2 separate regions of the Mus musculus genome follow, and region 1 is linked to region 2. The links are chromatin loops, found by intact Hi-C in ENCODE. Cell type or tissue: left cerebral cortex. All regions are shown on one strand. Each heading gives the region's core, and the rest is flanking DNA. Links, peaks and the distances in the headings are about the cores only. Region 1 overlaps Cnnm2 (cyclin M2). Region 2 has its middle 8.4 kb from the start of Nt5c2.

Evidence for each region. Peaks named below come from ENCODE experiments on the same cell type or tissue, not always from the same donor. Only the 100,000 strongest peaks of a DNase experiment are listed, where the experiment ranks them.
Region 1: a loop joins it to region 2, with 2.2 times the contacts of the local background. A loop is called at or near these places in 4 of 42 quality-filtered maps.

What each region holds. Positions count from the first base shown.
Region 1 is chr19:46,876,309-46,888,330 of GRCm38, forward strand. It overlaps Cnnm2 (cyclin M2), which reads left to right. Exons shown (of 8, transcript NM_033569.3): 7 at 900-1,084; 8 at 1,525-2,272. The coding sequence ends at 1,734. It overlaps Nt5c2 (5'-nucleotidase, cytosolic II), which reads right to left. Exons shown (of 18, transcript NM_029810.5): 18 at 9,082-12,022. Among named protein-coding and RNA genes, the nearest start is that of Nt5c2, 80 kb to the right of the region's middle. In left cerebral cortex, for the core only: a CTCF peak has its summit at 2,222; a DNase peak (open chromatin) is centred at 2,249; H3K27ac peaks cover 994 bases.
Region 2 is chr19:46,964,685-46,976,706 of GRCm38, forward strand. It overlaps a transcript of Nt5c2 not described here. Among named protein-coding and RNA genes, the nearest start is that of Nt5c2, 8.4 kb to the left of the region's middle. In left cerebral cortex, for the core only: a CTCF peak has its summit at 3,799 (motif pointing left); DNase peaks (open chromatin) are centred at 4,841, 5,042 and 6,620; H3K4me3 peaks cover 385 bases; H3K27ac peaks cover 2,499 bases.

The DNA of each region.
Region 1 (12,022 bases), core at 1,974-9,973, 88 kb before region 2:
GGCAGGACCTGCCACAGGCTGGCTCTTTTCTGGGCATCTTTTAAGGGCTTCGGAAGATGGGAGCATGGGTCCCCTCTACCCTTGTGGCATTCTGCAATTCAGAGCCCATCTACTGTGCTCAGATGGCTGAAACAGCGGGATGAAAAGGCCTCCTCAGGGAGGACATGGGATCTATTATTTGGTTGGCTGATTAGTTTTTTGGGACAGGGTTTCTCTGTGTGGCCCTGGCTGTCCTGGAACTCCCTCTATAGACCAGGCTAACCTTGAACTCAGAAATCCACACACCTCTGCCCCTTGAGTGCTGGGATCACAGGGGTGTGCCACCACACCCAGTGGTATTTTACCTTTAACATAATTCATCGTTAAAGCTACAAGGAACGGGAGCTGGAGAGATGGCTTGGTGGTATGGAGAAGGCACTGCGTTGCTTTTCCAGAGGGATCCAGGTTCAGGAGGCTTGCTCCAAGGAGATCACTGCAGAAACCCATATCACCAAGACACCGAGCAGGCCTCTCAAGGGTTTCCTGTCTCCTAGCATGATGGTATACCTGAGCTGGCTGATGGCTAAGAGGCAAAGGAGACAGAGGGTCTTTGATAATCTCGTTTGGCTCCTGGACAGATAATGGAGAGCCTTTTATGGTCCTTGTTAGTATCGGGTAGTAGCGTCCGTGACCCGGGCCTTCTCCTCAGCCCTATCTGTGTACCTAGTGATGCTCCCCTCAAAGGCGGGTTCTCAGCTACTGAGCTTTGGCCTTTATACCCTGGTCTTGTCGCAGCTGAGCTGTGCGTATCTGTGGGAGAGATGTGTGGGCGCTGGTGGGATTGCTTTTCATTTGGAGCGAGCGTTCTCCAGCGGCTATACCTACAGTGCTTTAAAGGCCGCTTTCTCTCCCTTTTCTAGGGGAAAATAAGTCACCTCCTCGCCCCTGTGGCCTGAATCACTCAGATTCTCTCAGTCGGAGCGACCGGATTGACGCCATGACGCCAACCTTGGGGAGCAGCAACAACCAGCTCAGCTCTTCCTTCCTTCAAGTCTACATCCCTGACTACTCAGTACGAGCCCTCTCTGACCTACAGTTCGTCAAGGTGAGTGGGGAGGGCTGCACGGCTAGATCTGGCAGGTACAGCCACTTCTGACAGCTTCCCCTTGGCTGTCAAAACGTCCCACCTCCCTTCCTGGGCTCAGCGCAGGTTGAGAAACACAGTGACCTCTATTCCATCCCATGAGCCTGAATTAGCCATCTTTCAGAGACCCAAGCAGCTTTCGCTGAAGCTGATAACCATTTTTCTTGTCTCTGAATGTAAGAGGCCAGATGTAGAAATGGTTCTAGTGGTGAGAGCTGGCTGGATCTTGGCAGTCGGTGTGAACCTTTCAGAGTGGCTCAGTTTCTACTCAAGGATGATTCCTCCTAGAGCAAAAGAGTTGGGCCTCCTGGGGTATTCAGTGTGTGATACGGTATTAGGAGACAAGAGAACCTAAAAATAAGTTCTCTTGGTTTGTTTTCTGTGTCCTCTTCTGGCCCCAGATCTCCAGACAGCAATACCAAAATGCCTTGATGGCGTCTCGGATGGACAAAACGCCTCAGTCTTCAGACAGTGAAAATACTAAAATTGAATTGACTCTTACGGAGCTGCATGACGGCTTGCCAGATGAGACGGCCAACTTGCTCAATGAACAGAACTGTGTGTCACACAACAAGGCCAACCACAGCCTGCACAGTGAAGGCGCCATCTAGGGCCCCTCGGGCCCCCTTGTCCGGCCCTCCTGGACTTGGTCTGACCATGACTTCCGCTAGTTGAGCTTGTCTGCCATGCTGCGTCCTACAGCCTTGAGACCAAAGACTTTGCCCCTTTCCCTGGAAGCCGCGGAGGACGGCTGGGGGAGGGATGGAAACTGGACACGTGACATCCACAGCTGGGGCATGGCTTTCAAGAATTCGGAGACAAACTTCTTCCACCCAAATAGAATCATGTTTATTTTTTCAGAACCTTTTATCGTTTCTTTCATCCCTCAATTTGCATGAAATTTAAAAATTGTTTCATTATGTTTTTTTCCAAGAGATCATGTTTTTGTTTCTAAGTGTCTTTTGCAGAGTTTGAAGTTGGTCTTTCCAAGCTAACTCTGCTGTAGCCCCACCGTGTGACCCCGACAGGATGGACTTGCCCCTTTAACGGCCTTCCCTGGCCGTCCCCAGGAGGGATACCTTTCCTCTGTGCCCGGTGGGTGTCGCTGTCGAACTTGATGGATGAATGAAGAAAAATCATGTCACTGCAGAACGTGCCAAGTCTGTCGTCACTGTGGGTGTCGGCGGAAGCTGCAGGTGCCCTCTCTGCACGTAGTGTCCTTTTGAAAATATGATGTCTAACCCCATCCCTTTCCCTCAGGAAGGATTAATTTAACGTTTGCTTGGGGATGTGATCTTGTTCCCACCCTAAGGAATTTTTATCACCAAAATGAATGTTAATGAATTTTAAACCCATGGTTTATCATTGGCAGGAGGCAATGACTTCATCCCCCATTCCTGTAACCTCTGGTGGTCTGGGACATCAGCTAGCCCCCACCCCAACCCCTCACTCTTGCTAACCCAAGCTGCTGCTACAGGTGCCAAGTGGAAACCTTCCATGGGGCTTCTTAATGAACATGTGGTGGTGGCGGCTACAGGATGCCTCTTTCCTGCTGGGACTTGTGTATTATCTGAGTGGGGTGGGCAGGGTGGGAGGTGGACAATATACTTAGGTATTTCTAGACCCTGTTTCTAATGAAATGCCCTTCCTTCCATAGAGCCAAGTGCCCCTCCCATGTTGTCCCTGGGCTGTGGAGTTCAGCAGTGGCCCTGTTCAAAGGTGGCCCTGCTTCGGATGTGGCCATTGCCAGAGAGCCACCCATACAGCCAGAGTCAGTTTGACCCCAAATCGATTCAGAAACCAAATGTGTGTTGTGGCCATTTCATGTGTGTCTCTGTCTTACTTCAATACCAAATTTACCATGTGTTATGAAATTCACGTCAGCAGGTACTGCTTGGGTGGCTTCTTTTAAAAGGTTCCTTCCTTGCATTTGCTGGCAGTGCTCATACACTCAAATGAACTCCTGGCCAGTGTTCAGTGGGCTTCTCATTACCCAGGTCACTGCTGGAGAAGAGAGCCTTTGTGGGCCTGGGCTTCCTGCACAGGGAACCCTCAGGCTCAGCGCCAGCCTCCTCCTTCAGGTAGGAGGTCTGCTAACCCCAGGATGGACTCTGGGAGGGTGACATGTTGGGTTGGTCCTTTGTTGAATACCTGATGACTCTGAAAACTCTGTGCGTGTGCGTGTGCGCGTGCGCATGGGCACGGGAGTGCTAGGACTGGAACCCACGGCCATGTGCATCCTTGGCAGGTGCTCTATCACTGCCACACCCGCAGACCTTGGCTCGGGCGTCTGGTGCCATGCCCACTGACAGTGGGTAGTGGTCCTGAGTGTTCGGGTTGAGAAAGGCTGGCCCTTAGTGGAGGGTCGTTGAGAGTAGCTTTTAAAGGAGCTGAGTGACCTGCTACCGGTACCTAGCCTGCCACTTTGGGATGAAGTTCCTATCATGGGGAACCCCACACAGTGAGTACCCCCTTCTCAAACACATCCAGGTGAAAATATCATTTTAATAAGGAGCATATTATGTTCAGATGTAAGCTCTCTGAGTGTGGCCAGGGCCAGAGTCCTTCCAACAAGCTTCTAGCTGGCCCCTTCCCTGAGGCCTGGGGAGTCAGGAGCCCAGCCAAGGCTCTCTAGTGCTAAGTGTTCCACTCTGCTGCCCCTCAGGCATGGTACACCTCTGCCTCAGACAGCCTTGCCCCAGGAAGGAGCCTCTGGAAGAGAAGCACCTTGGGCCTCTCTGAGTTTTACTGTTCCTGGATCCTGGAGATGAAGGACTTGAGGGAGCTAGCTGGGAGAGCATCAGTCACCACCCGCTGCGGCAGCTAACTGTAGAGTTCTCTTGCAAAGAAGCTGAGGAGTGGGGTTCTCAGAGATCAAGACTGTGGCCTGCCAGCTTCGTGTTCATTTTCCATTAATGAACTAATTATCTTTGACTAGTTACTTCTATAATAACCAGGAATTCTGAATAGTTCCTCCATCGGCCGTAGTTTGAGCTGCTCTGGGGAGAAGTTTCAATCTTTAAACAGGGCTTGCGTCCGAGTGAACAGTGTTTCCAAGTCTCCCACTCCCAAGTTGACTCCTGAGGCAACTGGCTCTTTGCCCCTCTGAGTGGATCTTGGCTAGGAATGGCACATACCATCTCTGGCCTCACCTCATGGGCTTCCCAGCCAAGAGAGCCTGGCAAGTAGTAGAGTGGCCATGGTCAGGCTCCTTCCATGTAGCTCTGGCTTGGAAGCCCTCCTGCAATGCTGCATGTGCAAACATGGAGGGGAGGGGTCAGGCCAGACAGACTCAGGCCTCGGGAGTTCTGGGTGCTATGGGCCTGCCCCTATGCCTCTGCTGCCAGGCAGAGGACAGGACAGCATCTAGAACTGGATGCCTGTGTGCAGACACTGTCACTGCTAATGGGGGTCCTTCATTTACTGTTCTTTGTCCATAAGGCAAGTCCAAACTCTAGTAAAGTCTTAGGAGAAGAGAATCCTGATATTTCCACATGAGTATTGGGGTGCTAGTCAGCTAGCTTAAATTTGGGTTCCCAATTTGAAGGTGCCGCCTGTTTCATACTCTCTGTGGGCATAGTTGACCTCACGTGAAGGGAGCTGAGCCACAAACCACTTTCTCGTGTTATTCCAAGAAACGCGTACAGGTGTTCAGTGCAGAACTTCACACTGATACGGAACACTAACTGTGAAAAGTCCCCTCGCCATCCCCAGCTCTGTACAGCTAAAGGACCAGCTTTTCCAAATCTAGGAAAACATGGCAGGTCCAGACGCATTAGAAAATGGAGCGACAGGATTTTGAGTTACACAGGGACCATGATCTTCAGCCCGCAAGTTATTTGGGTTAAGAAGCAAAACCAAGTAGGTGCTGGGTGACTCAGCCTGTGTCCTGGCTAGTGAAAACATACACAAACACCTCTGTCCTTCTCTGAAGGCTGCCAGGGATCTGCCACTGTCACTGTGCCTCAACCCAGGGGATGCAGTCTCCCAGGGACAAACCCAAGCAGGCTAACCCTCTGGACTGGCGCAGTGTACACACCTTGTCCCCTGGAGCAAGCCGAGAGGGTTGGCTGCTTCAGACACACCATGTAGTCTAACCTGCTGTGGCTTGGCATGAGTCCTCCCTCTGCTTTTCTTGTGCAGGGCTGATGGCTGTTTAGCTACTTAGCTACCGGTGTACCCTTTTTTGAGGTACCAGGATCTTTCTTGGGCTATGTTTGCTTTCATTCTGGGCCATAGGCTTGTGGTGCTTCTGTCCAACAAGGACAACTGGGTAAGTTGTAGGCTAGCCCAGAATTAGGAGTTTTGAGCTGAATATGGAAGTGATTGTGGGGGTATTTGGAAGTTTTTCCCATACAAATTTATCGATGAGGCACCTACTCGGTGGACTTGTATACTCAGGGCCATTTACTTGTGTTTTAGGAGCTGACGGAACGGTGAGCTTGTTGAGGTGCATTTGCTTCTAGTTGAAGGATGAGCAGTGCTCCGACGCCGAGCTGCTGTTACGAGTCCTGGGCCTGGGATGGGCAAGCCTTCCTCTGGCACCTCCGCACCCTCCTCCCGGAATCAATGCTCATTTACTGGTTTTCCTTCTGGAGAGTCCCCAGTGGTCCAGCACCCCCATGGCCACCTCAGTCAGGCAGAGGGAGCAATCCAGACATAGCAGCTAAAGTGAGCATCTGGGGACCTTTGCTTCTTAGTTCCCTGTGGCTGACATAGCTCATGCAACCTTTTTATACCAGAGCCATGGGAGACATCTCAAGTGCAGTTGTTTTAAATGCTTTTTGATGGAGAGTGCCAGGCAGTACTTGAAGCAATTATCAAAATAGCAAGAGCCAGGTTCTAGGTGTTTTTATGTCCACAGCTGGAAGGAAGGAGAGGTGTGGGCCAATGTTTCAGATGCTGATGTATTGGGGTACTGTCTAGCTTCACTTAGAAGGGTTTGTTCCGATGCTGCTCACATTTGATCCACGCGGATTTACTTCTGGGGCTGGATTCTTCCAGAGTCACCCTAAAGAGAATTATCAAAAGGGCCTGACAGACATGAGTGCCTGCTCTTCTTGGAGACTCGGGTTTCTTACAAACAGCTAGGGTCCCAGACCTCTAGAACCAAGGGAATTATGGACTCATTCCCTAGAAAGCCCCCGCCTGGCTTCTGATTCACTACTACCCATGTCAGGGCTACTGTGAAGAGTCTCACCAACTGACTGACTTTTCTTGTTTTTGCAGTCCTTTAAATCCACAAATGTATATGCTTTATTTTATATTATTTATTATGTACATATGTCTCTACTGTTAGTATATCATGTGACTAAGACACTGTTTGGAAGCCCCTCATCCACTGAGCCTAGGGTTCTGTTGTCCCTTATTGGGTGAGAGGGTGGTGGTATTTTCTGTTTAAAAGGAAAAAAAAAACCATATTGCTGCTCTTACCCCAGCTTCTTTCATTGCCTTACCCCAGTCCATTCCTGCTGGCCAGTATCTGGGAGGTAGATGGGGCAGAACTTCTCACGTCTCCATGAGTTACTGCAGACGAGGTGTTTTGGTAACTGGGTCTCTTCGCTATGGCTGAGACCAGAGCCTCCTTCCTCATCCACACCCAAGCTAGATCAATGGCTTCTACCGCTCACTTGCATTGCAGGATCTATCTGTAGTGGAAGCTGCCCATCTAGGCTCTGACCATGCCTCTTCCTGGTATTAAGGCCCAGTTACCAGCATTGCCTTGGGCCAAACGTAAGCCCTGCTTTGTCTGATTTCCACCCTCCTCAGTCGTACCCACGGTATCATGGCGTACATTTCATGCATTTGAGCAGTGGCATCAAGAGAAAGCTAAACACAGGTCATATGCACAAGCTGTCATAACAGACGCGTTTATAATCCAAATGTTGTAGATTTACAATACCTATTTATTTGTACCAATTTATTTGTAAATCTTGTGATTGTTTTTAAAAGGTTTTGTTTATTTCTATTCTTCTATTTAGATAAATGATTTTCTGTTCACCCTTTTAGCAGCTGTGTGTTCCCTCTTTCCTCTGTGTGACACCAACCATTTTGTTTTCTTCAGCCGTGGTCCCGTACCGGTTTACATGGCTTTCCTTGTGGGAAAGGCAGACCGGTTCACATCAGGGCGTCTCCTCTGGACAGACACTGCAGGTTGAGTACCTGCATGTTACAGCCTGGTACACAGCTGGTTTGGGGGATGCTCTTCTGAGGAATGAGGTGCGCCCCCACCAGCTCTTCCCTAGGAAACGTACAAGTATCCATCTGACTTGCCTAGTGACACACTAGGTTTTCCTTGGCAGTAACAAAGGCTTCTTTGTACAGGCGTCTCAGTTGGCTCTTGAAGATAAAAATGGCTATTTAGCTCCTCTAAACCAGTGAGGAAAGTCAGTTCATGGGTGAGTCACCCTCAAGTGATACAAGGCCACAGGTGTGGAGGCATATTAGATGTTCTTCGGTAATTGAGAATGACCCTCATCTTCTGTTGTCACTTGGTGGATGAGAAGACCCACAACATCTGGATGAGTCTCAAGGTGCTAGGTGAATCCACTAACTGGCTGCCCCTTTCTGAAAGTCTTTATTTTACATCCCAAGCAAGTCCATGCACTAAGAAACAAGCTTCTAGTGGCTCAAGAGTCCCTACTGTATTTGACAATGACATCTCTTTTACTTAACACTTGTCCTGTGGGAACATTTCAGCGGCATATCGACAAGGCTGACTGTAAAACCTGTCTGTCTGTCTGTCTGATCACTGCCTAGGAGGAGAATGACTGCACCTGCATCCTGGTCCAGTGTCCAACTCCCTTTCCCTAGACACAGGGCACAGCTCAGGGCAGGAAGATGGCCACAGCACATGCCCTCTGCGCCAACTGCTGTGCTTGGGTCTTCATCTGGACAGCTCTTGAGATGGCTGAGCATTACAAACTGCCCAAGGAGCATGGAGGTAGTTGTGCTGTGAGGAGCCCTGTGCCACCCGTCACACTCCTGCGCCTGGACATTTCTGAGCTTCGTTGAGCTCAGTGCTTCATAGAAACAGATCCCAAGCAGAAGGAAGACGCTGTGCAGAGTGGCAGACTGAACTCTCCCTAGCCTGGCACTGACTTTTGGCAACTTGTACTTTGCTGGAGATCAAACCCTACACACGCCAGCCAAGTGTCTGACCACTGAGCTACAATGCCCTCCTAGTTCTACAATCTAATGACATATCCCTCACTAAAGTCCAACAAGTTTAGTTAGACTGCTGATGGCCCTTTTGCTGCGATTTCATTTCCCTTCAGAGGGCCTCATGTCTGTGAGGCCTCTGACTTCCAGGTAGAACGTTCCGTAAGTCCTTGGATAAAGGAATTGGTTATATGGCCCTTGTCTTAAGTTGGGCATGGCGTTTTTGTCCTGGCAGACGACCTGACGAGGAATAACTGCTGGGCTGGGCTGTGTGAAGTGCTTCCTGCTGCTGTTAGTGGCTCTGAGGTCCTGAGACTGAGCCCACTTCTACATCAGACTCTAGCAATCACATGCTTAAATTACATATCCTCAAATCCAAGGTTAACTTTGTTAAGAACCTCTCAGAGGTGGGCAGATCTGTGAGTTCAAGGCCAACCTGATCTACAAAGCGAGTCCAGGACAGCCAGGGCTTGGGCTTGTTACATAAAGAAACCTTATCTTTAACCCCCCCCTCTACCTGGAGGCAGGTAGGGCTAGCTCTCAGTAAGGAATGGCCATGGCCATTTAGTAAACTTTTCAATGCTGGGAAGGTCTACTTGTAAACTATCTGGTCTTGAGGCTTGAAGGATAGTCGCTATCTCCATGGAGACAATGTGTGCAGTACACAGGCTCCTGGCCTCGGGGTCTCATCTACAGGTCCCCTGGGAAGAGTTAAGTGTCAAACAGCTCCCTGCTCTTACTCTAGCCACAAGACGGAGTTTGGGCACTATACCCCGTGTAAAGAAACCTCAAGTGGCCAGGCTCAAAACTGGGAATTTTATTTAGTTGGAAAAATTCTGCTTACTTTCCATGTGGTGTCCAAGCCTGAGAGGTGAATCTGGTGCAGTTTCATGTTTTGGCTCTAAAAGGATCTTGGGAGCTGTGCATCATTTCACAGTGGGAATGTGTCATGAGGTGACCTCACGGGAACAGCAGGCATGAGTACTCACAAACCAGACAGCTGCACCTTATGGGGCCACCGTAATATGCATGGTCTGTTGCTGACTGACACATTGGTATGGCACATGGCAACATTTCACTTCTTGCCATTACTGTTTTGCTGGACACCATTACACTGTTGTCTCCATAGGTTGAGAAGCAGGGAAAAGCAATGAGGAGAAAAGTTTCGTGTTTCGTAACTGAATATTCTTTCTAGAGCTGCTTCTTGCTTCTTCTGGACAGCAGTGGGGAGCTTAGGTGCTGGTTCCCTGTTAGTGTGGCAGGCAATGTGGGCTGCAATCAGGCTCTGCTTTTTGACGTCACATGCATGTAGATCCTCTATGCATCTTACTATAGTGCATGCTTTTGTTTCATCTTTGGTAAGGACTCCAGACTTGGGCATCCCAAGTGTATGATTAGAAATCATTCCCTCTGAGGAAAAACTGCAAGAGAAGCTAATTCTAGTCACCAAGAAAGAATGCCATGAGAAACTAAGGATTGAGGGCCTAACTCTCAAACCACATGGGGAAGAAGGCGGCTGGCAGCACAGCAATAGATGGATCTTAGTAACCACTTTCCCACCGTCAGAAAGAGCTTAAATAGTTTCCATAACATGGAATGTGAGCGAAGTTCCTGTCCTAATACAGTCTTAAATATGCAGTTGTTTATCTCAGGCTATTTGTGGTGAATAAGCAGAGGATTTAAAAGTGCCCCAGAAGCCCTGGAAAACTTGCAGGACTTTAAAGTTGTTAAACAAACAAGTCTGATTTATAAATATCTAAACATGGGCAAGCTACTTTTAAATCTGACCTGTAACTGCCCATAGAATGTGACTTACAGATTTGTAGCTCATTTAGTTATTCTATTTCTACTTTAAACAAAATTTAAAGAGCAACTTGAAGGGCGCATAGCTTACTCCATGGATCTCTGCAGATCTATGCTTATGGTAAAGGAGAATCTTGGGTATAAAATAAACATTGAATTTTCTCTGCCCCAGATGTTTCTGAGACACTTGGGTGTTTGTTCTCCTGGCGCACCTCTGTGGCCGTGAGACCCAGTAGGACTGGGAACACCGGACTCCCTAGTGTCACACACTCCAGTCTTGGGAGCTCAGTCTAGCATGAAGAAAGGATTCCTAAATTCTGATGCTCTACAAAGCCTGAAAACTGAGTGTTTTCAGAACTCCTAGGAAAGGTTCTGAAGAGTGACGGAAGGGCGGGCTGCCATTTCTGTCCTCTAAATTATTCAGACTTAGGAAAACGGTGGAGAAGTTTACTGATGACAGACAATCCCTGTTTTCCATTCTGAAATGTCCAGTCACCTGCCCCAGACAGACCTCCCAGCACATCTGGGAACGTGTGGGAAATCACCAGCTGGTCTCTCACAAAGCTCCTTAGCAGCTCCTTCTGGTGACTTAACGTGGAGTTCTTGCAACTGCGTGCTTTTCACAGCCACTTGAAGTGCTTGCTCGCTCGCTAGCTCTCCTGGTGAGTCACCTGGCTGACAGTGTCATCTGGCCAGTAACAAACTGTTGTATCCACACAACACAGTAAAACATAGAAAGCAAACTGAGTGATATCCACCTCTGCTCTAAGGAATGAACTAATGCAAGGTGACTCTGCAGTTGTCACATGCCACGCAGAGGTGATCTGGGCTTGAGAAGGCTTAACACTGTCAAACTAGGCAATGTCCTCAATGACAATTTAAATGAGAATAGTAACTAGGGTGAATACGGTAGTCTCTAAATTTTAAAAACAGAGATGACAACTAATAGGCCACGTACATGTTCCAGAAATTTCAGTCCGAATGCACGTTACTTGAAATGACTTACTGTAAAGTCAGTGAGTGCTGGCAGCTGCAGCCTTGGCTCAGTGGCTGTGCTCCATACCTTCAATGATTACTTTAAAACAAGCCAGGCAAGGTGCTGCACGCCTTTAATCCCAGCACCCGGGAGGCAGAGACAGGCACACCTCTTTGAGTTCAAGGCCAGTCTGCTCTACATACTGAACATGTCCCAGGACAGCCAGGGCTACATAGAGAAAATTTGTCTTTTTAAAAAATGCCTAAAACCTCAGTGAAAAAAAATCCTTATACCCATGAAACACTGTACATATAAGCATGTTTTTAACTAAAAGTGATACAGATATGGTGAGCAATTTTGAAAATGTATTTCCCTTAAAAAGAACACCAACCCTAAAGCCATTTGAAGAGCAATAGCTGTGACGGCTAATAGTTGTACTACACAAGGGCCAATGTTAGCATTAGACATACATTTTACTGAGTTCTAGAATAGCCAGGACCCTAGTGACCAGGGCCAAGAATGGGAGAAAGCAAATCAAAGTTAAAGCAAGAATCTCTGACACTGCTCAAGTGCGGGACAGCTCCCTGCACTGGCAGGGCAGGCACAGCCTTCACGCTCTCCTCAGAACACAAGGTCGTTTCCTGTCACGGGAACTGACTGACTGTGGCGAGGAGGAGGGTGCACCTGCAGGCCACGATGCCGTGGCTGCTGCTCTGGGAACTTGCTCCTCTGTACTCTTCAGGTACATTCCCCAAAAGGATTGTTTTCATAGAATAAAAAGCATTTGTGCTACCAACTTTAAAAAATGTAGTAGGGATGGTAACTTCTGCCTCAAATTCCAATCCCCACAGTCAAGAATCACCTACAGCAAGGAAACTCACAAAGGCACCGAATGACACAGCAGCAGCCTTGCCAGAGCCACCGAGGAAACCCAAAAGCTAACGGAAGGAAACCTGACC
Region 2 (12,022 bases), core at 1,800-9,799:
CTGACTTTACCTTCAGTTTCAGGGGATGTGACCCTCCCTCTCATGCATGTAGGCAAAACACGAATACACACTTAAGAAAAAACTTTATTTTAGTTGATAGAAGGTGGAGGGATGGCTCAGCAGTTAGGAGCACTTGCTGCTCTTCTAGTGGACTGAGATCTGGTTCTCAGCATCTACACGGGAGCTCACAGCTGTCTGCAACTCCAGTTCCAGGGAATCTGGCATTCTTCTGGCCTCCCTGGGCACCCAACATTCATAAACACACACACACACAGATTTTCAACACCCACACACTTACATAAGCACACACGTGTACAGACAGGTGTGCACACTCACACAGGTCTGCACACCTACACATTTATATGCACACAGAGGGTTACAAACCCATACACTTAAATACACATATGAAGTTGGATGTATAACCATTTAAATACAGTACTATATAATTTTTTGAGACAGGGTTTCTCTGTGTAACCCTGACTATCCTAGAACACGCTCTGTAGACCAGGCTGGCCTCGAATTCATAGATTCACCTGCCTCTGCCTCCCAAGTACTTAAAAGCATTTGCCACCACCATCCAACTGAAGTATATTTTATATTAAAAAGTATATAAAATATAGTGCCTGGAAAGATGGCTCAGTGGTCAAGAGCACTGGATGCTCTTCCAGAGGACCCAGGTTTGAATCCCAGCACCAACATGGCTAGTCACAACCATCTTTAGTTCCAGAAGATCCAGTGTCCTCTTTTCTTACAACAACAAGCACATATGCAATGCACAGACATAAATGCAGGCAAGATATCCACACACAAAATGATCTTGATCTATATGTACTAACATAAATCACATATATGTACAGTATATACACACACACATATGTCAGTCCATATATATATGCACATACACATATACACATAGAGACACACATACATGTCTTTTGAGAGAAAATATCACATAACTCAGACTGGCCTTAAATTCCTATGTGGTCAACCTTGAACTCCTGCCAAGCTAAGCTGATTCTATCAGAGGACTAATGAAGCTAAGGAATCATGAGGGGCTTATTCAGTATCTCTACTCTGATATTACTTGAAGAATTTAGGCACTGTTTGGTCTAAAAAGCCACTCCACTGTGGCCTTAGATGGTCTAGCACCAAACTTCTTGCTGAAATACTCACATGGCTGTCCTATCTCTCCCTCTCTCTTAGTTGGGGTTTCTATTACTGTGAAGAGACACCATGATCATGGCAACTCTTATAAAGGACAACATTTCATTGGAACTGGCTTACAGGTCAGAGGTTTGGTCCATGATCACCGTGGCAGGAAGCATGGTGACAAACATGGCAGGCAAACATGGTTGCTGGAGAAAGAGCCGAGAATTCTACATCTAGACCACAGGCAGCAGACAGGAAGAAAAAGTGACACTGGGCCTGGTTTGAGCATTTGAAAACACCAAAGCCCACTCCCTGTGACACACTTCCTCCAACAAGGCCGCACAAACTCTGACAAGGCCACACCTCCCAATCCTTCCCAAGTAATGTCACTTCCTAGGAGTCCGTGGGAGCATTTTCATTTAAATCATCATTGTATCTAATTAATACTTTAAAAATACAAGTGCTATAAGCCTTGATTCTTCCAGACTGTGAGCTGATTCACAGCTCAGTTGGCAATTTTTCTGCTTCTTGACAGAAACTTCCTTCCCAAATGTGTGTTATGTACCGACCTGGTATCTAACACCGCCCAACGCCCAACACAAATGTGAGAGTCTGCCTTCATGGAATGTGCTGACAATCTGGAAGATGAACTTGAAATAAGTAAACGGGGCTGAAGATACAGCTCAGCTGGTAAAGTGCTTGGCCAGCGTGCACAAATCCTGGCACAATATAAGACTGGGCAGGGCCAGCTTGCTGCCAAGCCTAACAACCTGAGTTCAACTCCTGGGACTCAACTTGTGGAAACAGAGAACCAGCCCCACACAGTTGTCCTCAGACCTCCATGTGCGTGTAGATAAGTAGCTGTTACATGTTAAGGGCTGTGCTTGGTGGCACAACCCTGTGATCCCAGCACTCAGGAGAGAGACCAAGAACTCAAACAACTACAAAATCTAGTATGTGCAAGGCCCTAGAGTCAATCATCTGTACTACAATACAACAAAAGGATGGGGGAGTCTCAGAAGGAGCCAAAGCTCTGCCCCATGGATGACACTGACGCACCCAGCCTTCAGTGCAATGGAAAAGAGCACACAGGATAAAACAGGAACTGTAGGAGTCAGACCCACAGTTTAAATGTTACCCACCAGCCAATAACCTCAGAGTTACAAAAAGTGACTCACTGGAATCAGGTAAAAACCCATTGGAAACGTCTACTGGAGATTTACACCATGAGAGATGATCTACAACTGTTAGCAAAATCTTTTTTTTCTTAAAGATTTATTTATTTTATTTACATGAAAACACTCTAGCTGTCTTCAGGCACACCAGAAGCGGGCATCAGATCCTATTACAGGTGGTTGTGAGCCACCATGTGGTTGCTGGGAACTGAACTCAGGACCCCTGGAAGAATAGTCAGTGCTCTTAACTGCTAAGCCATCTCTCCAGCCCCTACGAACACCCTTTCTAGTCATCTTCCCTAAATACCCTTTTATATAAGTGTATTAATTATACACTGGGTTAACCTTAATTGTCCCAAGTTAGTTTTAATTATCAACACAGCATAACCTACTATCATATAAAGTCTCAGCTGGGGACGACAGTGCAAGCCCAACATTGTGTGTGTGTGTGTGTGTGTGTGTGTGTGTGTGTGTGTGTGTGTGGTGTCTAGGTATTGAACCTGGGGTAATGTGCATGCTAGGCAAATGCACTGAACTACACTACTAGGTCAGGGGTCAACATTCTGCTGTACTCTGAAGCTGAAGCTGTAAACAGTGTGAGCTTCCTGACCTGGGTGCTGGAAACTGGACTCAGGTTCTATGGAAGAGCAGTGAGTGCTCTTCTCTGCTGAGCCTCTCTCCAGTCCATTCTTATATTCCTGCCTCTACGCTGTGACTTCATCAGCCCTTGCTTGGAAATCTGAGAGGACAGTACAATTTGTTTTTAGTAAGAACTGACATATCACCAACCTTCCTCCCTTGGTGCCCATTTAATGTCAGTGTTAATTGTCAACTTGGTATAGCATAGTGCCATATAAGGGCAGTGGTGGTGCACATCTTTAATCCCAGCACTTGGGAGGCAGAGGCAAGTGGACCTCTGTGAGTTGAGGCCAGCCTAGGAGTGGCCAACAATTGAGCCAATTGAGCGACTGCCTGGATCAGAATGACCTGCTGGGAGCTGTCTGGATTGTCAATTGATGTGGGAGGTCCCAGGCTATAGTGGACGGCACCATCCCCCGGGAAGGTAGTCCTGGACAGTGTAAGAAAGCTGGCTAAGCTTGACCCTAGGAGGAAACTGGCAAGCAGTCTATGGCTTCTGCTGTAAGTTCCTGCTTGAGTTTCTTGTTGGGGGATGGATTTGTGCACTGTGAATTCAGATGCTGATTACGGTCCCCAGAGATCTAATTGCAGTTCAGATATTGGCACTGTCAAACATCTCCTGTCTCGGTGTTGTGTAAAAATTGTTTTTCATCACCTCTGATTGGTTAAGAAAAACCTGGGGGCCGGTGAGATGGCTCAGCGGGTAAGAGCACTGACTGCTCTTCCTGAGGTCCTGAGTTCAAACCCAGAAACCACATGGTGGCTCACAACTACCTATAATGAGATCTGACGCCCTCTTCTGGTGTGTCTGAAGACAGCTATAGTGTACTTATGTATAATAATAAATAAATATTTAAAAAAAAAGAAAGAAAGAAAAACCTGATCAGCTGACCAGGAGAGAATAAAGCAGGACTTCTGATCCCAGGGGAGGGGGCCTCTGATGGGGACCAGAGCGGGGCAGAGAATTCAGTAGGAGAAATCACCAAGAGGAGATTGCCAAGAGAGAGTGGGCAGGAGAGGGTGGTTGGAGCAGGAGGATCCAGAGCAAGACTAAGATGGCAGGTAACACTGAGGGGCTGGAGAGGGGCTGGGAAGTAGGCCTGGCCAACATGGTCGCCAGGCCAGCATGGTCGAGTTAGAAGAGATGAAAACCCTGGCCAGCCATTGTGCAAGGAAGCTTCCTCATGAATACACCAGGTCTCCATGTCATTATTTCAGAGCTAGCGCAGGAGGAGAGAAGCCATGAACTTTTATAGTTCCTGCCACGCCTTCTTTCAGTGATGGACAGTGGCCCGTAGGCTGAGATAAACTCAGTCCTCTCTGGATGCTTCTGAGCAGAGTGTTTCATCTCAGTGACAGAAACTCCTGAGGACTAGGAGCTACACAGATCCCTGGCACAGAAAGATAGGGAAAGAGGCCACAAGCAGACTGCAGATGGCAAACTTCCTGCTTCTTCCTCACCACTGTGACCTGAGACAAAGACCTTGAGTAGAGGGCATTTTCTCCCTGCTGCGCAGTCCAGGCTGGACGGGGATGAACATGGCTACTCCTGAACATGTTTACTCAAAGCTATGACATACCAGCTCGCCTTCCTTTGTCACATTAGGGAAGGGGTTTTTTCTGCCTTATCCCATCATAAACACATATTTATCCGAAGCTGTGGGCCTTTCAAATCTCGTTTGTTTGTTTGTTGTTTGTTTGTTTGTTTGTTTAAGCTGACCAACCCAAAATTGGGGAAAGGGAACCCATCCCAGGCCACCAAAAACACTACCTGGTGCTCTTCGAGGTCAGAAGACAGCAGCGGATGGCCCGGAATCGGAGCTGCATACTGTTATGAGCTGCTGTGTGTAGGCGGTGAGAACCAAACCTGGGTCCTTTAAAGAGCTAGCATCCTTTGGAAGAACAGCAAATGTTCTTAACTGCCGAGCCCTCCCTCCAGCCCTGTCTTTTAATTCTTTAATTGGTAGAGAAAACAAACCAATCAAGAGCCCTAGTTAGTAGCAAAGCTAAAACAATAAGTGACAAGTTGCTGGATTTTCGGAACCCGTGGACCTCCTGCAAAGCGCTTCGGTCGGCCTGGGCACTGAACTTGACCAGTTAATCAGTACCCACGTGGGAAGCAAAGTGTGCCGCACTCGAGAGGGAGAGAGCACTTACCCGTGTATTAGGAAGCCAATCTGATGACAAATATGGGTAATTTTAGACTTTCTATTATTAGTCAACGAAAGCGTTCCCTCAATGATTTCACTCCCAACGTGGCGTTCCACTTCAGCAACAGTAAACGATCTTCTGGCTGACTACCAGGAAGCTACACAAAAATAATTATTTTGGGGCCAAGAAATACAAATAAACGATTTTAACAAATTTGTTTTCTGGACACAGACGTCTGTGGGAAGTGAAAGGTGTAACAAGGGGGGGTGGAGGGCTTGCTCATCGCAGCTTTCCTTTAAACAAGCTTTACCACAGCCGCCATCCTCTCTCTCATCCCTCCGGCCAGAGCCTTCTCTTTGCTTTTAACTTTGTACAGTTTACACGTAAATTACATAACCCAGGGAGTACAAGGGAAACTCATGACCATAGGTGTTAGGAAAGTTGATCATACATAACCGGAAACACACTTAAGACAGGCTTACACACACACACACACACACACACACACACGGAGGGATGGCAGCCCAAGTTCCACCCCTCCCTCTAAAAGCCTAACGGGCACACAGCACCCCATCCTAAAACAAACAACACACATCAGGCCTTTGTAAGGAAGGAAGCTGCTCTAGTTCAAAGAGCTGAGAGGCATCTGTAACGGAGCCGTTGGTGACTTCAGCCGTTGATGACTTGGTGACGCTGTTTTCTTTAATGGGTCTAACTTTCTGTGTGTATGCTGCCTGGCTGACTTTTTTCCTGGTTTGTGTCAGGTCTCATGAAATCCGGGTGGCCTCAGACTCACCACTTGGCTAGAGTGTTAGAACTACAGGCGCGGGGCGCCACACCTTGTAGAAGAATTTTAATCCAGCCACATGGCTGCTCTAGGTCTGGGTGATCTACTGGACACACTGTGACACACTGTGACACACTGTGACACACTACAGCTTCCTCAAAGATTTGTCTTCTCTGTTGTGGGGGAGGTTACGGGGGTGGAGGGTAGGAACAAGGGGAGGGGGAGATGAGTAGGATCGAGGGGCATGATGTGAAATTCACAAAGAACCAATTAAAAAGTTTAAAACCCTCTGGCCTGAGTCCTAGGATTCCAAGGTTTAAACCACAGTGGCAACCAGAAGTTCAAAGCCAGACTGGAGTCAATCTGGGGCTCAAAGATAGCCTGGGCTACATGAGACTCTAAGGTTTCTGTTAAAAAAACAAAAAACAAAAAACAAACAAAAAAAAAAAAAAAACAGAAGATTCAAACAAATTCCCAGGTGATTCTGAGGCAGGTGGTCCATCCACATGTTCTCTGACAACATTAACTATTTACCTAATGCCTGCTTGTGACTGAAATCAATGTTACCATGGTAGCAGCCAATCTGAAACTATTCTGGGCTGCCTGCTGCCCAGGCAACAGCTGACTCTGTGGGCTTCTTTGTTTGCTAGCTGAAGGGGACATTTTGAACAATAATCTCCTGAGTATTTATTGCAAAAAAATACAGAATGGATCCAAGGCAACTGACAATGGCCAGGCCGCAGGAAGAGGGATCACAAATCCGTTCACAGCCACCTCCAGAGCACCTGTCTCTAACCAACTGCCCAGCCATTTAACAGGAATGGGATGCAGTCCCCAGTTTATATGCACCATGGCACTCCTGCTGTAACGCAGGGCCTCCTAGCAGGGCAAGGAATGCACTCAAGGGAGTGGGTGTGGGTGGCACCGAGGCAGAATAATCACCACGTCGTGTTCAAGGCTAGCCTGAGCTGCTTAGAAAGCTCAAAGCCAGCCTGCTCTATAAACTGAGACCCTGTCTAGAGAAACAAAAACAAAACAAACAACTATACGCACAACAAAACCAAACAAGTCTCCGCTGTCATCAGGCAAGAACTAGAACCCACTGATGCCCTTGGGCCACCTGGGGCCACCCTCAAAGACAGGAGGCCTCTGGGAAGGGCTCAAGCTCGGTTTCTGACCGGTCGAGGCAGAGAAGGATTCCAGAGGGAGTCAAAGTGGAACAAGGTTGGAGAACTCATTACGGCACAAGCCACGCTTAAAGAGAGTACAGTGGAGGCGGCAGAAGCTGACAGCGGCTGACGTACATGCACAGTAGTAGCTATTAAGTATGTGATGGTGGGGGGGGTGAAGCTACTTAGTCAGCAATTGGGTTTAGATATTTGGCAAAATGTGTGCCTTTTTTCTTATCCACAGGATTCTGTCCTGGAAGAGGAGACGTTTGATAGGTCCACTATGCAGGCCTGCAGCTGGAGGAGGAAGTGCCTGTTGTATTAGAATGGCAGCTGTATCTAGACAGATCACACCAGGCCAGCAGTTCCACAGGAGAGGTTTATGGGGGGAGAGGGGAGGAAGGGAAGAGGATGAAGGGGGGAAATGGAGAAGGAGGAGGAAGAGGTAGATGAGGAGGAAAGAGAGCGAAGGTTAGTGTCTCTGTCTTTTATTTGAACCATAATGTAATCACACGCACCACTGTGCACAGGTAAGGGCAGGCAGGTGAATGCTGGGAATATATGGTGGTTGCCATGGCAACAGACTGGCCAGGTCCTTGTCACCTATGGGTGACATCATCACTGGATTGGGAGGCTATAGGCTAGCAGAGAGAAAGCATGGATCACATGGAACTTTGTGACACATGTAGAGCATAAGAAATCATGTTTAAGGCCTAATCATTAGACTGTGTGTGTGTGTGTGTGTGTGTGTGTGTGTGTGTCTGTGTTACATATGTGTACGCACATGAGTGTTCATGCATGGAGACCAGGGATCAATGTCTCGTGTTTTCCTCAGTCACTCTCCACTTTACTTTTTGAATGAGATCTCTCGCTGAACCTGGAACTTATCAGTTTGGCTAGACTAACTGGCAGCACACTCCAGGGATCCTCCTGGCTGTCCCCACCCACAGCACGGGGCTGACAGGTGCACACCATCACACCTGACTGTGAATGCCGGGGTTGAACCTGGGTCTTCTCGCTTGCACAGCGAGCCTGAGCCATAGGTCTCAGTCATTTATTAAAACAGAGTATTTTTATTAATTCTTTGAGAGTGTCATGCACACATACAATGTATTTTGATCATATTCCCTCCCCAACTTACCCCTCTACTCCCTCCTGTCTTGATGTCCTGCCATCCACCACAGAGCGGTCAATCCACCAGGGTCACTCACTAAAAGAGCCTGAAATCACCCTCCTCCCTGTACCAATCGCCTGTCAGTAGCTCCTCACCTAGAGGGAGGGGCTGTTGAGCCCACCCACCCTTTGTGTCCTCAGTCATTTTTAATGATCTCCTTGGAGAAGTTTCCCAAATGTAGGACAACAAACAGTTTTTTGTGCAGGTGGTTCACTTTTCAAAACTCCTGGCTGTCAGCCAGTGAGAGACAGGAATCAGAGCTGTGAGGGCGTGGAGGGTGGGGAGAACCTTGGGGCACAGGCTACATCTCATGGGCCTTCTATGTCCTAACTATCTTGCGTGACTCCTAGGCTAAAGGCAAGTCAATGTGAGAGCTGGAGAGACAGCGCAGTGCTTAACAACACTTACTGCTGCTCTTTCAGAGGCCCTAAGTTCACAGCTCCCACCTAGAACCTTCAAGGTCACTTACAACTGGCTGTAACTCCAGTTCCAGGGGATCTAATGTCATCTTCCGACTCTTACAGGCTTCACACACATGGTGCACAAACATACACTCAGGCACAAACATGTACACATAAAATAAAGATACTCAAAAGGTAAATAAGTCTGATTTCAAAATAGTGGCCAATAGTTGAGGGGTTTTTGTTGTTGTTTTGGTTTTTGGTTTTTTTTTTTTTTTGTTTTTTGGGTTTTTTTGTTTTTTTGTTTTTTTGTTTTTTTTGTTTTTTTTTGTTTTTTTTTTTTTGAGTCAGGGTTTTTCTGTGTAGCCCTGGCTGTCCTGGAACTCACTCTGTAGACCAGGCTGGCCTTGAACTCAGAAATCTGCCTGCCTCTGCCTCCCAAGTGCTGGGATTAAAAGCGTGCGCCACCACACCCGACGACGGAGGTTTTGTTTTTGTTTTTGTTTTTGTTTTTTAAGGCTTATTTTACTTTTAATTATGTGTATATGTATATGTATCTGAGTAAGGGTGCATGCAGGTATTCATGGGGGCCACAAGTATTGGCTCCCTAGAGCTCCCATTACAGGCCATTGTTAGTCATCTGGCATGGGTGCTGGCCACCTCGGGTCCTCTGTAAATGCAGCCTGTGCTAGATCTAGGCCCAGTAATTGAGGTTACTACTCTTACTTTCACCAAACCCAAAATATTTCTTTCAAATTAATTCTTTAGTTTAGATATTAGCCAGCTAAAAGAAATCCATGCTAAGAGGATAGGCTAAGTGTGCTGGAGAGATGACTCAGCAGTTAAGAGCACTGACTGCTCTTCCAGAGGTTCTGAGTTCAATTCCCAGCAACCACAGCGTAGCTCACAACCATCTGTAATGAGATCTGATGATCTCTTCTGGTGTCTCTGAAGACTGGGACAGTACTCACATACATAAAAATAAAAATAAATGAATAAATCTTTAAAATAAATAAATAGGTCAGGCTAAGTGCTGTTTTGACAGAAATAAGTCAGCTCCTAGGACGTGGGACTACTTAGTTCCAGAGCACTTGGGCATGATGGTCCTGCGATCGCAGCACTCTGGAGGAGACGCATGAAGATCACAAACCTGAGGGAAGCCTGGGAAGATCTGGAGTCAAAAGCCTAGCAAGGGAGAAGTCGGCAGCAGATGAAACTGACTGATCTGTGTGTACCTATATACACATATATGTTACAAATTCATATTGTGTAAATAATTAAACTTGGATCTGGGTTTGGAAAAAAAACTTGGTTTTAAAAATTGTTTGTTTGTTTGTTTTTTGGTGGAGCCTGTGAGATAGCTCAGCAATCAAGAGTGTTTGTTAGAGCCTGGTATGGTGGCTTACTCCTTTAATCCCAGCACTCAGGAAGCAGGGGCAGATGGATCTCTGAGTTTGAGGCCAACCTGGTCTACAGAGTGAGTCCCTGGGTAGCCTAGGCTACACAGAAAAATGATGTCTCAAAAAGAAAAAAAAGAAAGAAAGAAAGAAAGAAAGGAAAAGAAAAGAGAAAAGGAAAGAAACAAAAGAAACAAAGAAACAAACAAAAGAGTGTTTGCTGCTCTGGTAGAAGACTGGAGTTTGGTCCCTAGCACCCAAGTCAAATGACCTATAACTGCATATAACCCGAGCCCCAGGAGATCTGATGTCCTCTTCTGAACTCTGCAGGCATCTGTACACCTGGCATTCACCCACAGACACACTCACGAAAACATATAAAAATAAAAATAAATCGTTAAAAAAACTTTAGGGCTCAAGTCAAGCCAGCTGCTGGATGTATCAGAAAATGTTACGATGTTGCAGGAGTCAACAGACTGAGGTTAGCAGAGAGACTGGGGTGCTGAAATCATCAGAAGGCTGCTGGAGAACCCCACGATGACAGGATAATTCCGATTAAGAGACCCTGGAACCTCACCAGGAGGCATCAACTCCTGCCTATGGAACAATGGATGAAATATGAGGAGATAAAGCATGCCTCGATCCAGGCCTGAAGTGGGTATTCAAAGGAAAGCAGGAGAAGAGCGGTATAGGCTGGTCTTGTAGTTGAGGTCCGGGGACGTGTGGGACGTGTGTTTATGAAGTTGCTTCAGCCTGAATCACAATTTAAGAATGATTTGTTCAGCAGAGGTCTCATCCCAAATAAATTTCTAATGCAATCATTAAAAAAAAAAAAAGTTTTTTTTTTCTTTTGGAACTACTAGCCCAGGCTGTAACTTCTCAGTCTACAGTCCAAGGGCACATTAGCCTCAGGCCAAGTTCACTGCTTTGGCAGCTGTTGGTTTTTAGGACTCTGCCAAAGGGGTGGCCATCTGCCCTGACTTCCCTGGAGTGATGTGGAGACACCTCAAAAGGGGATCACTGACAGCAGCCCAGCGAGATCAGGCAGCTTGCCCCACAGGCTCTGTCTGACGATGGGATCAGAGGCTAAAGATAGGTCATTACATGCCAGCAAAGTCTAAGTTGCTTTTTAACCGGGCATACTGATATGGGGATTAAGAGCATGGATTCCGAAGCCAACCCCTCTTGGCTTCAACTCCTGGCTCTGTTGCTAACTAGCTGTGACCTTGGGCAAGTTTCTTGATGTCCTCATGCCTTTGTTTTTGCATCATTAAAATGAAAATAACAAATAAAAACAAATTATTGTTCGTTTGAGATAGTCTTTGTTTTATTGCTTAGGCTGGTCTTGAACTCTTGGACTCAAACCATCTTCCTGCCTCAGCCTCCCAAGTAGCTGGGACAGCTGGAACACAGCTGGAACACATCGCTGTGCTGGACGGTTAGCTTGTGAGGTGTGTGTGTGTGTGTGTGTGTGTGTGTGTGTGTGTGTTGGTGCTGACTCCACATGAACTAATGGGTAGCAAAGTCCTGGGTTTTCCACTGTTGTACCGACTATCAGTGCCGTCGAGAGCCTCTGTGGCCGCCCTCTCTGAGATCTGAGATCACCCTAGCATTGTTACTTCTCACACACCAAGCTGATGAGTGGTTAACAAACGTGGGGTTTCTTGGATCTGTAACACTTATGGGGAATTTCTGTTGTTTTTAAGACGGGATCTTATTATGTAGCCTCAGCTGCCCTGAAGATCTCTATGTAGACCAGGCTGGCCTCACAGAGCTCCCCCTGCTTCTGCACCACTTGTTTGTTCCAAGTTAGGGTTCGGTAGCTCATTCTGGTTTGTAACTCCCTAGTAGCCGAGGCTGACCTTCAGTTTAGTGATCCTTTCGCCACTATCTCCCAAGTGCTGAGATTATGGGCACACACACTGTCGCTCCAAGTGAGTTAGAAACAGTTAAAAAGCTAAAGTGGGCTGGGGAGCCTGG